Regions from separate parts of the Homo sapiens genome. Here region 1 is linked to region 2. A link is a contact called in ENCODE Hi-C or POLR2A ChIA-PET data. All regions are on one chromosome and are shown on one strand. The core of a region is the stretch at or near the end of the contact, and the rest is flanking DNA. Distances in the headings are between cores, read along the strand shown.

Evidence for each region. Hi-C counts contacts between places; a loop is a spot of excess contacts on that map. ChIA-PET counts read pairs that join two places held with the same protein, here RNA polymerase II (POLR2A). Pooled maps may share reads with other maps.
Region 1: a map of IMR-90 shows a loop between it and region 2 (8-fold over the local background). The contact joins two enhancer-like sites. A Hi-C loop is called at or near these places in 2 of 168 maps with a recorded cell type or tissue (IMR-90 and tibial artery) and 3 of 50 pooled maps. POLR2A ChIA-PET finds 5 or more read pairs at or near these places in 3 of 52 experiments (RWPE1, WTC11 and activated naive CD4-positive, alpha-beta T cell).

Annotation. Positions count from the first base shown.
Region 1 is chr3:9,668,898-9,672,583 of GRCh38, forward strand. It overlaps MTMR14 (myotubularin related protein 14), which reads left to right. Exons shown (of 19, transcript NM_001077525.3): 5 at 535-595; 6 at 2,151-2,273. Among named protein-coding and RNA genes, the nearest start is that of MTMR14, 21 kb to the left of the region's middle. Within about 2 kb of position 1,399, at least 9 of the 41 ENCODE cell types and tissues checked have a DNase peak (open chromatin) inside an H3K27ac peak, as active enhancers do.
Region 2 is chr3:9,351,324-9,355,219 of GRCh38, forward strand. It overlaps a transcript of SRGAP3 not described here. Among named protein-coding and RNA genes, the nearest start is that of THUMPD3, 9.8 kb to the right of the region's middle. Within about 2 kb of position 2,033, at least 12 of the 41 ENCODE cell types and tissues checked have a DNase peak (open chromatin) inside an H3K27ac peak, as active enhancers do.

The sequences.
Region 1 (3,686 bases), core at 149-2,648, 320 kb after region 2:
GGGAGGCCAAGGCGAGCGGATCCCGAGGTCAGGAGTTCGAGACCATCCTGGCTAACACGGTGAAACCCCATCTCTACTAAAAAATACCAAAAATTTGCCGGGTGTGGTGATGCACACCTGTAGTCCCAGCTACTCAGGAGGCTGAGGCAGGAGAATCGCTTGAACCCGGGAGATGGAGGTTGCAGTGAGCCGAGATCACGCCACTGCACTCCAGCCTGGGCAACAGAGTGAGACTCCGTCTCAAAAAAAAAAAAAAAAGAATAGCCACCCATGACCACAATAGTATAGGTAGGGGGTCTGAGTGAGCTGGGTGGAGATCAGGGGCCTTCCTTTGATCAGGGACCAGGAGACAAACAGGAGTTCACCTTAGAGGTGAAGACTACCAGGCATATGGGGGCATACTGTGTCCTTAGGAGTAGAGCCATGTAGTCCCAGCCCACCCTTGGCACTATGGGGAAGGAGGCTGGTGAGGAGGCCCCTGTGTGGAGCCCTGGGTCACCAGCCTCAGTACTGACAGATAGGTTTCTCTGGCAGGGGGTGCAGATGATGCCTGGGCAGATGTGGAGGACGTCACGGAGGAGGACTGTGCTCTTCGGTCAGTGCTGGGTTGCTGTGGTCAGGGGCTTGTGTTGGGGATGGGGTGTCTGGCCAGAGATGGCCATGTTCATATTGTCCGTGGGTATTTGTCACTGGTTCAGGTGAGTGGATTGGCTTCTTCCTCTTCTGTCTGCCAAGTCTGTGCCCCTGAAATATGGCTGTTGAAGTCCACTGGGTAGCAGCCAAATACCTGAGCAGTCTGTCCCCATCTTGACTGCACACCTGGATTCACAGAGAACATCCCACTCTTGGGGTTCCTGGTACTGCAGGCCCGAGATAGGGCCCAGACATCTATATTTGTTTTAAAGCCCCACAGAGTTGCCAGTTTGCAGCTATGATGCTGATTACCAACCTGCCAGATCTCACCCAGTACAGCTGGTACTGAGGCACAGGGCAAGGGCTACAGTCCATACATAGGAGACATGAGGTCTAGCCTGGAAGGCACATTTGGAGACCAGATGTGTCACAGCTGCATGATTGGTACTACACATAAGAAGAGCTTGGTACAGAACAGGAGTTTGAGTCCCTATAAAAGGAGGAAATGGGCTGGTTCACACTCTTGCTATCCGCTTTCCAAATGTTTTTAGAAAACAATACTACAGGATATTTTAGAAAAGCTCCTTTGCATGGTCTGTACCACATGGAAAGTCTTTAACTGGTGTCAAGCATCTCTGGAATGCACACAAGCACCCTAGTTAAGATCAGCTTCCCAAATCATAGTTCAGTTCATGAAAGGGCATCTTGCTATGCCCAGGTTCTGCCTGTTAGCTCTGAAAGCAGCGGCTCTGGCTTGTGCTCAAGAATGTTTGGCTCTTCTCCCTAGATCAGGTGACCTCTGCCCAGCCAGGTCACCATCTTCAGCATACACTGTTCTTAGCAAGGAAACTGCTGGGGACAACAAAGCAGTGTGGATTAAAAAATAAAAAAGTAATGGCGACTGTTTATGCTTTCTACTTCTGCCTGTATCTGCAGGGCTGATCAAAAGGCAGCAGTGAGATAGAAAAATTTTATCTTTCTCTTTGCTTCATCGGCCTGCTAGGTAGAGGGAATTTACTTGCTAGTATTTCATAATCAGTTGATAAAATAGCTCTAAAAACTTTATCTGTACAAGTATTTCAGACTGCTACATTATGAGCAAGTCATGTGGCTAAAAATGATCATAAATGGGGGAAAAGGAGGGGGTGGAAGGGGATCAATTCTAATGGAAACGGAAAGATTCTATCAGCCACCAGCCTGCTGCATTTTAGAACGCTGAGATTATTTTGAGTCTTCTGGCTTAATGTCAAGCAATGCCAGAAAGTCCTTTTCCATTTCCACCTGCAAATTTCTCTTCTTTGAAATACATCCCAGAGATTGGGGTAGTCTCTTAGAAAGTCACCTTCCCTGCAACCTCGCTGAAATCAGTTGTCCTGTTTGGCACCCATGCGTCCACCTAGCACACGCCCCAGCTTCTGGAGAAGAGTGACATCCATACTTCCCTGAATGAGTGCCCACCCCCAAGCTCCTGTGAGTGAACATGCCATGTAACTTCTCCCTCTGGCTCTTTATTTCAGAAGTGGTGACACGCATCTTTTTGATAAGGTCAGAGGCTATGACATCAAGCTGCTTCGATACCTGTCAGTCAAATACATCTGTGACCTGATGGTGGAGAACAAGAAGGTGAAGTTTGGCATGAAGTAAGTACAGGCGCCCACTACAAAATGAGCAGAGGCAGTGTGTACAGATTTGCAGGGCTGGCGTTAGTATGTAGCTGTCACTGCGTGCTGGCCTTCTTACAAAGGGCTTTCTGTACATTATCTCACTGTATCTTCAGACAGCCCTGCAAAATAGGTACCAGTGTCCCCCTCTTACAGACACTGAAGCACAGAGAGATGAAGTAGCTTGCTCAGGTTGTATGTTAGTGACTGAGGCAGCCATCAGTCTCTACCCAGTGCTCTGCTGCCACCTTCTCTTACATATCTCTGTATTTTTTTTTTCCAGCTCCATGTTCTATGCCATGTGTGGCAGATTAGAATCTCTTAATTTTTTTAATTTATTTTTCATAGTGACAGAGTCTTTGTTGCCTAAAGTGGTCTCAAACATGTGGCCCTAAGCAGTCCTCCTGCCTCAGCTTCCCAAAGTGCTGGGATTACAAGAATGAGCCCACTGTGCCTGGTCCTAGAATTTCTTTTAAAATTGAACAAAAAAATCAGCATATATTCAAATTTTACTTCAGTGACTGCTGTCATATAAAAATAACACATATGGACCAAATTCAAATATAAGAAGTCAAAACTAAAAAATAGAGCCTGGGTTAGTGATGAGACTTCAGGAACTTTTTCCAAAATTTTGTTTTTTAAATGATTTTTAAATGTTTTTAAATGATCCTAAAAGGTGGTCTTAGAAAATAAGGCATACTGAGGCTAACGTTAGAGCTCACCTATCTTCAGATCTGAATATTGCCTTATTCCTCCCATCCTTTATCTGTCAGAGTCCCCAGTGTTTATTTTCAGATGCTGTTTGTTCACCCTGTTCAGAAGTGGGCTCAGTGACTATTAGAGAAGACAGGAGAGCAGAAAAAAAGGGTTCCCATAGGATCATATTATTTGGCTCTCATCTCATTCCTGGGTCAGAGTGGCTACACTGTGTGCATTTTGGGGTCAGGTGGAAGGTTGTTTTCCACCTTTAGGCTCTGATTGAGGCTTGCTGTAGTATTAGAGGGGGAGTAACTTCCCTTGGTTGATATGTTGGAATAGGGGCAGAGAAGGTAGAGTTCTTTTTTTGACATGGAGCCTCACCCTGTCACCCTGGCTGGAGTGCAGTGGCACAATCTTGGCTCACTGCAACCATCTGCCTCCTGGGTTCAAGCAATTCTCCTGCTTCAGCCTCCTGAGTAGCTGGGATTACAGGAGCGCGCTGCCACACCCCACTAGTTTTTTATATTTTTGATAGAGACAATGTTTCACCATGTTGTCCAGGCTGGTCTTGACGGGGTTTCTCCATGTTGGGAACATGACCTCCAGCCGATGCACCCAGCTGAAGTTATAGTTCTTAATTGTACAAAGTAGGCACTGCTGAAGGGAATTATTAACAATGAAGAATAGTTTTTT
Region 2 (3,896 bases), core at 783-3,282:
TCCCAGCAATTTATGAGATAGTCACCATTGTATCCCTATTTTCCAGTCAAAGAAAATGTTCCTGAAAGGCTAAATATCCTTTTGCAAGTTGGTGGAAGATCTAGGACCAATCTTAATCGCGTTAGAGTTCCAATTCACAAGCATCCTTCAATAAGGGATCCCAATTCACAAGCATCCCTCAATAAGGTCAGTAGAGTTAGAGGGATTGAACCCCATATTCCCTCCTCCCTGAGGGAAGAAGAAGAGCCTGGAACAGTCATGTGCTGCGTAACAAAGTTTTAGTGAATGCATGGACCGCATATACAAAAGTGGTCCCATAAGATTATAATACTCTATTTTTCCTGTACCTTTTTTATGTTTAGATACACATATACTTACCATTGTGTTACAATTGCCTACAGTATCCAATACAGTAACATACTGTCAGGTTTGTAGCCTAGGAGCAACAGGCTGTATCAAACAGCCTAGGTGTTGTCAAATTATACCCCCAGTTAACAGACAAAATGGATTCTCTGTGGCTCAAAAGTAAAAACAGACCCAAGGGGCCATGGAAGGGTGAGGGAGCAGTCAAGCTCTTCGTGTCCTTAGAGAATGCTGCAAAACCTGTTTTTCTGCAACCAAGTCAAAGAAGAGTTCCTGGAAACAACGGCAGCTGGGAATTCCCCAGTTGACCACCACAAGACCACCTCCTGCCAACAGACAACCTGGAACCAGCCAATTAAGAGAGACTGGTGATTTGGGGCTTTAAGGCCATCTAATCGACACTCTGTTTCTGACTCCCCTGATTACCCTCCCCTGTCCTGCAGTTTTTGCCTTTATAATCTCTAACTTTCCACCCTGCTTAGAGCCCACTTCTGTTTTACACCTGAAGCTGCATTTCCCCAATCTGCAGATTGTTTTTTACAGAAAATAAAACTCTCCCCTTTTCCTCCACAGATGTTATGGACATTTTTTTTTTTTTTTTTTTTGAGATGGAGTCTCACTCTGTCACCCAGGCTGAAGCACAGTGGCACGATCTCAGCTCACTGCTGCCTCCACCTCCCAGCTTCAAGTGATTCTCCTGCCTCAGCCTCCTGAGTTGCTGGGATTACAGGCACGCATCACTACGCCTGGCTAATTTTTGTATTATTAGTAGAGATAGGGTTTCACCATGTTGACCAGGCTGGTCTCAAACTCCTGACCTCAGGTGATCCACCCACCTCGGCCTCCCAAAGTGCTGGGATTACTGGCGTGAGCCACCATGCCTGGCCTCATGGTCTTTTGTTAACAGTGTGTAGCTGGCTATGGGTTCACACAATGACAAAATCACCTAACAGCACATTTCTCGGATCATATCCCCTTCTTTTAGCAATGCATGTCTGTAGTTAAGAGCTCTGCAGCTGGGGTCAGGCCACCTTGGTGTGCGTTTGAATCTTGGCTCTAAGTCTCATCAACTCTGTGACTTTAGGCCAGTTAGTTAGCCTCAATTTCATCACCTGTATAACACGGCTAATAAGAATATCTACCCCCATAGACTATTATGTGATATACAGGTAAAACTCTGCCTCAACTGAGTATGTGCTCTGTAAATGCTGATTTCTGTTGTTGTTCCCTGAGTGTCCTGATTGGTTTACCATGAATCAAGCAGTACTACAGTCCCAAGGCCACAGTCTCTAGGGCTGTTGTTGATGCTGAGCCTATGTGGCTTTATCATCATTGTCCCTGCTGATCTTGCTGGTGATTCTGCTTTGCCTTTGGCACCGTGTTGCTGCTGCAGTGACCACTGCTGAGGGATCCTGTCCCTTTCTTTGCTCATTTGTTGCACTTCCTGCTTCCTGCAGCTGCCCCTTTGTGCAGGAGACCTGATGGCTATCCATGTTTACCTACAACATTCTCCCTTGTCAGTGCTCTTTTCGTTCCTCTGATATCACACAGGGAGGAGAGAATGGAAGTTTCCCAGATTCAGGACATTCGCTGTATTTGACTCCTATACTAACTCAATTTGTGTTTTCTGTGCTTTGCAAAAGCAGTGTTTCAGCAGGAGGAACCACTAGGTGGCAGGGGTGCTGCATTCCCCAGCTCATGACCTTCTTCCAGTAATCTCAGTTATAAGGATACAGTTCCTTTCCAAACGAATGAGCTGCTTTTAAATCAACTTACTTATCAACATGAAATTCAAGGAGAAGAATAAATTTCATATACATTCTCTTGAAAATTTACTGTGATGGCACTAAGTCCACCAACAAGCTCTCACAGGGGTTATGTTACTAAAGCGGTTTTATAGCCCTTGGCTTGAAAGGGCACGGGAAAAGTAAATAAGCCTCTGCTTGCTTAGAGCACAGCCAAAGCTGATTGTATTTCCCTCTAGTTGTTAACACCTGACAGGACAAAGGTCCTTCGGGTTAAAGGTTCATGGACTCCTAGGCTATTATTTCATTAATAAGATTATATTAATAGATACATCTCTTATCTCTCAATGAGGTCCCAAAAGGTTTTCTTGGGGGAGATGGAATTTCAGTAGTGTACTGAATGAAAAGCAGGTGTAGGGGCATCCTTCTTTCAATTACATCCCCACAGGAATCCAACTGGCCAAGTGGGATCTTCTTTTAACAAAATAGATTGGGGAGTACAAGGAAGGGAGGAGAGGTAAAGGCCAGGAGTGCCAATGAAACCCTTGTCTCACAGTGCGGGGGATCAAGAGATGCTGTGCATAACTGACAGAACAAGAAGATGTTTAATACTAATATATCCCTTACACTTAAAAGGTAAATTTAATGTAGAGGAACAAACTACATTGGGTTGTAGCTATAATGGCAGAAGAAGGAAGGGGGCGACAGGATGGTGGTAATGTTAATAGGCTAAACTTCAAGTACCATAACAAAGTCCGCAGATAATAGCAAAAATTGAAAAAGCAAGAAATGGCACTACAAACGTGTCTTTTAGAGCCATGAAGGTAATCACCATAGAAACGAAAAGCAGAAGTGGCTAACAGTCCTTGCCTCTCTCTGCAGGAGAGGAAGAAGGTGGGCAAGGGAGTGGCTGTGCTATCTGACTTTCTACCCAGGACCTTGTTTTACTTTAAGAATAGGCAAGGAGGCCGGGCGCGGTGGCTCATGCCTGTAATCCCAGCACTTTGGGAGGCCGAGGCGGGTGGATCACGAGGTTAGGAGATCGAAACCATCCTGGCTAACACGGTGAAACCCGGTCTCTACTAAAAAACACAAAAAAAATTAGCCGGACATGGTGGCAGGCGCCTGTACTCCCAGCTACTGAGGAGGCTGAGGCAGAAGAATGGTGTGAACCCGGGAGGCGGAGCTTGCAGTGAGCCGAGATTGCGCCACTGCACTCCAGCCGGGGTGACAGAGCGAGACTCCATCTCAAAAAAAAAAAAAAAAAAAAGAATAGGCAAGGATAGGAAGACATTAAGGTAAAAAAGATATCCAGGTTTGTGGGAACAAGCACCACTGAGCTCCTCCTCATTTGTGTCACTATATCTGATATGAATCATCACACTTAATCATATGCTTGTTTACTCTTTAGTTTAATATAACCACTACTTCCAGTTAGAAAGAAATGAGTGGCTTCAATTTCTACATGTAATGTTACCTGTCTCAAACTGGCATTTTCTAGCAAGATCCATTTTAGTCAATATTTTCCAAGGAGGTCATCTGGTTCTTTCTGATATAAACGAACATACCATTTTTCTTTGTAATAAACCAGAACCATAAAGAGCATATGTGCCCACTTGTACTTACTTTGTGACAGTTTAGCCTCGTTCTTGGCCATGCATCTGTCAGCAGGACATGGTTACTCTAAACCAGCAAATCTGCTAAGTCTGACCCTCAAACTTCCTCTCCTTTCTTTTCAAACCCAAATCTAAAACACCAGCAATGACAGCCCATCCTTCAAAACACCCC